Regions from separate parts of the Homo sapiens genome. Here region 2 is linked to region 1. A link is an interaction called in ENCODE POLR2A ChIA-PET data of the cell type or tissue named here. Cell type or tissue: Panc1. All regions are shown on one strand. Each heading gives the region's core, and the rest is flanking DNA. Links, peaks and the distances in the headings are about the cores only. Region 1 overlaps EFCAB5 (EF-hand calcium binding domain 5). Region 2 overlaps SSH2 (slingshot protein phosphatase 2).

Region 1 (2,925 bases), core at 180-2,679:
TCTTGTGGCTTCTCAAAACATTAAACGTAGAGCTGGGTACAGTGGCATGTGCCTGTAGTCCCAGATACTTGGCAGGCTGAGGTGGGAGGATTGCTTAAGCCCAGGAGTTCAATTCCAGCCTAGGTAGCATACCAAGACCCTGTCTCTTAAAAAAATAATAATAATAATCAATAATAGTAATATAGTTTAATTTTTTAAGGTAAACCTAGAACTACATATGACCCAGAAATCCCACTTCTATGTATATATCCAAAAAAATTGAAAGCAGGGGCCCAGATACTTGCACATCAGTGTTCATGGCAGCAGTATACATAATCAGTAAAAGTGGAAACAACTCAAGCATCCATTCACAGATGAATGGGTAAACAAAATGAGGTATAGATGTACAATGAAATATCATTCACCCATTGAAAAAATGAAATTTTGGGGGTAGGGGAAGGAGAGCATCAGGATAAATAGCTAATGCATGTGGGGCTTAATACCTAGGTGACGGGTTGATAGGTGCACCAAACAACCATGGCACATGTTTACCTATGTAACAAACCTGCACATCCTGCACATGTATCCCAGAACTTAAAATAAAATATTTCAAAAAATGAAATTTTGAGAGAGGCAGAGCAAGATGGCCTAACAGAACCCTCCAGTGATCATCCCCCTCACAGGAACACCACATTGAACCACTATCCACACAAGAAAGCACCTTCATAAGAACCAAAAATCAGGTGACTGATCACAATACCTGGTTTTAATATCATATCAAGGAAAGAGGCACTGAGAATAGGAAAGACAGTCTTGAAATGCGTATACCACCCCTCCTCCATCCCCCAGCAGTGGCCTCACAGTACAGAGACAGAATATGATGCTTGGGGCAGGGAGAGCACAGTGACTGTGGGATTTTGCATTGTCACGCAGTGTTGCCCTGTCACAGTGGAAAGCAACATGGGGTAGAATTCAGCTGGTGCCCACAGAGGGAGCATTTAGACCAGCCCTGGCCAGAGGGGAATTTTCCATCCCAGCAGTCAGTACCTGAGTTCCAGCTAGCCCACCACTGAGGGCTAAAGTGCTCTGGGGTTCTAAATAAACTTGAAAGGAAATCTAGGCTATAAGGACTGTAGTTCCTGGGCAAGTCTTGGTGCTGTACTGGGCTCAAAGCCAGTGGACTTGGGGTGTACATGACCTAGTGAGACACCAGCTAGGGCAGCCAAGGGAGTGGTTGTGTCACCCCTCCCCCAACTCCAGACAGTGCAGCTCGTAGCTTCGGCAGAGACTCCTTCCAATTAAGGAAAGGAGAAAGGACAGTAAAGAGGGCTTTGTCTTGCAACTTGGATACCAGCTCTGCTACAGTAAAATAAAGTACCAAGCAGAGTCCTGGAGTCCCCATGCTAGGCCCTGCCTCCCAGATGACAATTTTAGACACATCCTGGGCCAGAAGGGAATCTACTCTCTTGAAGGAAAGGACCCAGTAGGATTCATCACCTGATGACTAAAGTGCCCATGGGCCTTGAATAAACATCAGTGGTAGCCAGGCAGTACTCACTGCCTTGGGTGAGACCCAGTGCCGTGCAGGCTTCAGGTATGACCCAGTACATTCCCAGCTGTGGTGGTCATGGAAAAGACTCCTTCTGCTTGAAGAAAAAAGAGGGAAGAGTAAAAAGCATATTGTCTTGCAACTTGGGTGCCTGCTAAGCTACAGTAAAATGAAACACCAAGTAGATTTCTAAATGTATCAACTCTAGGCTCTAGTTCCTGGACAGCATTTCTAGACTCACTCTGGGCCAGAAAGGAACTCGTTGCCCTGAAGGGAAAGACACAGGCTGAATTTACTAGCTGCTGACTAAAGAGCCCTTGGGCCTTGAATAAACATCAGCAGTAGCCAGACAATAGTTACCAAAGGCCTTGGGTGAGACTCAGTACTGTGCCGGCTTCAGGTTGGACCTGGCACAGTCCCAGTGATGGTGGCCACAGCGGGGCTTGTGTCACTCTTCCCATAAGTCCAGGCAGCTCAGCACAGAGAGAGAGACAGACTCCATTTTGGCAGGGGGTTGGGGAGATGTAAGGGAAGAGAACAAGAGTCTCTGCCTGGTAATCCCGGGAATTCTCCTGGATCTTACCCAAGACAACCAAGGCAGTACCTCTACAAGGCTTCAAGATTCACAGTGTTAGTGGGTTTGGGGTGCCCTCTAATGCAGATATGGCTGCAGTGACTGAAGGCTTAGATCACAACACTCAATTCCCTTTGAATACTTAGAAAGCATTCCCAAGAAGGATGGGTACAAACAAGCCCAGACTGTGAAGACCACAGTAAGTACCTAACTCTTCAATGCCCAGACATCAATGAACATCCACAAACATCATGACCTTATCAAACAAAGTAAGAGAACACAGTGACCAATCCCAGAGTCACAGAGATATCTGACCTTTCAGACAGAGAATTCAAAATAGCTGTTTTGAGGAAGCTCAATGAAATTCAAGATAGCACAGAGAAGGAATTCAGAATTGTATCAGATAAATTTAACAAACAGATTGAAATATCTTTTAAAAATCAAGCAGAAATTCTGGAGCTGAAAAATTCAATTAATGTACTGAAGAATGTATGATGTTCCCTCAGTTGCAGTATTGATCAAGCAGAAGAATTAGTGAGCTTGAAGACAGGCTATTTGAAAATACACAGTCAGAGGAGACAAAACTATAAAAAAGAACTAAGCATGACTGCAGTATCTAGAAAATAGACTCAAAAGGACCAAGTTAAGAGTTATTGACCTTAAAGAGAAGGTAGAGAGAGAGATTTGGGTAGAAAGTTTATTTAAAAGGATAAAAACAGAAGATTTTCCAGAAAAAGATAACAATATTCAGCTACAATATTTTTTTCTTAATAAAATAAAATTACAGGCCAATATTTCTGTAGTCAGATATTTCTTTAGTCTT
Region 2 (2,925 bases), core at 212-2,711, 190 kb after region 1:
TGGGAGGCCAAGGCAGGAGGATCGCTTGAGCCCAGAAGTTTGAAACCAGCCTGGGCAACATGGCAAGACTTCGTCTCGACAGGTGTGGTGTTACATGCCTGCAGTCCCAGCTACTTGGAAGTTGAGCCAGGAGAACTGCTTGAGCCCAGGCGGTTAAGAGTGCAGTGAGCTGTGATTGTGCCACTGCACTCCAGTCTGGATGACAGAGCGAGACCCTGTCTCAAAAAAAAAAAAAAAAAAAAATTTACATTTATCTTGTTATAGTCTAAGTAGTTCTTTGGAAAAAATAATCCATAATATAGTTCCTCATAATATTTTTCTTTATAAATTTTCTACTTTATTCCCATAAACATATTTTACTTTTCTAATATATATATTTTTAGCTTTTAATGTAATGTGTAAAAGACAGGGTATAGAAGAGCATCTTGGGCCCTGAGTTAATTTAATAGATCATGGAGTAGCAGGAGACACTAATAATGCACAGGAAAATAAAAAACTAAACTCTTTAGGTAGGCAGTTTGATAATATCTACCAGGTCCTAAGATGTTTAAAATATTTCAAACTGCCAATTCCACCTCTAGGTGTTGATCCAACAAGTATATTCACATGTATGCACAAATATTTTTTTCAATATCCCTGTCATGACATGAACAAAAATTATACAAACACATGTTCATAGTGATATTGTATATAATAGTAAAGACTGGAAACAACTTAAATGCCCATAAGTAAAGGACTATTTAAATAGATTATATATGATTGTACAATAAAATGCCTTATACTCCTTTAAAAGAATGAGGGAGACTTACAATAACATGGAAAAATGTCTAAGGTATAGTGATAAGTAGGGGGAAATGCAAGTAGAATAATATGTATAATTCTGTGTGTGTGTGTGTGTGTGTGCGTGTGTGTGCATGTATGCTTCTTAAAGAGCAGCTACAATATATTGCTGTTTGCATATACAAGCAAAATTTCTGGAAATATTAATAACAATCATCTCTGGGAGTAAGATGATGAGAATGAGAATGGTGACTTTCATTTTACCTTTCTGAATTCTAAAAAGATTTAAGCATTCAGCATGTGTTAATGTTATTTAAAAAAAAAACTAGTTTAAAAAATAAAATGTTTCATCCCTGAGAGGTCTAAAAAAAAAAAAGAAAAAAGAAAACGTTTAAAGAGATAAAGTGGGGACTAAATGGTTAAATGTTTTGTAAAGTGTGTTTGATGTGAAAAGTGATCTGTAAATACCTATTATTTTTACTAAACAATAGAGTTTGGGGCTTTTGTAACCTGAAGAAAGCAGCATTTCAGCATCTCTTCCTACAGGAGCATATGGTGTTTAAGACTATGGGGGGATGAATGCCTTAGAGATCACCTCTCCTAGAGTTGATAGGCAGATCTTTTCAGTGTTTTCCATTGCTCTTATGGAGGAAAAGTTCCATGGAAAAGACTATAAAGGTTCAGTGACATTGCTTAATCCAGTGTTTAAAACTATGGTCAGATATTCTTTTTTTAAAAATTAGCCACATGGTGATTGCAAAACATGATTGCTTTTAAGTGCCTTTGTTTACAAAGTTTGGTTTATTGTATTATATAAAGAATGCCATTGACTAAGTGTAGTAAGATACCTCTTGGTGAAAATTCAGATATTATCTTGAGAGTTTTGTCCTAGTGTTTTACAGATTAACAGGAGACAGAATGTTGCATTACTCTGTAATTCTAAGTGTTGGTTTTCTTCCTTTTGATACTCAGGGGATTAACTTACTGTTTATTTTTCTACATCGAGCCCTTAGAGAAAACATAAAAATACAAATAGGTCCTGTGGTATAATCATTTTTTCTTATGAGTAAGTATTTTAAAACTAAAATTATGTAAGTTAAAGCTATTACATGAAAGCTTTAAAAATACAAAAATTGAGCACTGCACATCTCACATTACTACAGACGGTAATACTGAGTTAATGTAAAACTACCTGGCAAACAATCATAGTAAAGACTTCTTGGATGAAATGGTGGTACATAGGGGAAATTTGCATATATTTTATTTTTTTCTTTATTATTATTATTTTTTTTTTTGAGACAGCGTCTCACTCTGTTGCCCCGACTAGAGTGCAGTGGCGCGATCTTAGCTCACTGCAACCTCCACCTCCCGGGTTCAAGCGATTCTCCTGCCTCAGCCTCCTGCATTATTTTTATTTTTTTAATGAGACAGGGTCTCACTATCTTGCCCAGGCTGGTCTCAAACTCCTGGGTTCAAGCAATTCTCCTGCCTCCGCCTCCCAAAGTGCTAGGATTACAGGTGTGAGCCACTGTGCCCAGACAGGTATTTTAATGTTCATTCATTCATTTGTCAACTTCAGGGTAATGAAAGAAAACAAATACAATTAGCTTTCTATTATTGAAAGCTGACTGACCAATTTATGGATGATGATGATGATAATAATAATAATAAATTTGAATTTGGTGTTGTTCACAAAGTACTTTTGTCCCTGTATCTTTTTTTTTTTTTTTTTGGAGACGGAGTCTCACTCTGTCATCCAGGCTGGAGTGCAGCAGTGCGATCTTGGCTCACTGCAACATCCGCCTCCCAGGTTCAAGCGATTCTCCTGCCTCAGTCTCCCAAGTAGCTGAGATTACAGGCGCCCACCAGCACGCCTGGCTAATTTTTGTATTTTTAATAGAGAAGGAGTTTCACCATGTTGGCCAGGCTGGTCTTGAACTCCTGACCTCAAGTGATCCACCGGCCTCGGCCTCCCAAAATGCTGACATTACAGGCATAAGCCACCATGCCCAGCCTTTTGTCCCTGTATCTTAATCAGCCCGTGAGGTAAACATTACCTCAGTTTAAGATTAAAGAAAGTAGGGCTAGGATAGATTAAGGTTTGCCCATAGACAAAGCAGCTAGAATCTGGAACTTCTGATATCA

Evidence for each region. ChIA-PET counts read pairs that join two places held together with the same protein. Peaks named below come from ENCODE experiments on the same cell type or tissue, not always from the same donor. Only the 100,000 strongest peaks of a DNase experiment are listed, where the experiment ranks them.
Region 2: POLR2A ChIA-PET joins it to region 1 with 13 read pairs; 2 of 35 experiments call an interaction of 5 or more read pairs at or near these places.

The regions. Positions count from the first base shown.
Region 1 is chr17:29,958,101-29,961,025 of GRCh38, reverse strand. All of the region lies in intron 3 of EFCAB5 (EF-hand calcium binding domain 5), which reads right to left. Among named protein-coding and RNA genes, the nearest start is that of EFCAB5, 18 kb to the right of the region's middle. In Panc1, for the core only: no CTCF peak of the experiment used is centred there; a DNase peak (open chromatin) is centred at 1,499.
Region 2 is chr17:29,765,608-29,768,532 of GRCh38, reverse strand. The region is part of intron 3 of SSH2 (slingshot protein phosphatase 2); the gene reads left to right. Among named protein-coding and RNA genes, the nearest start is that of SSH2-AS1, 130 kb to the right of the region's middle. In Panc1, for the core only: no CTCF peak of the experiment used is centred there; no DNase peak of the experiment used is centred there.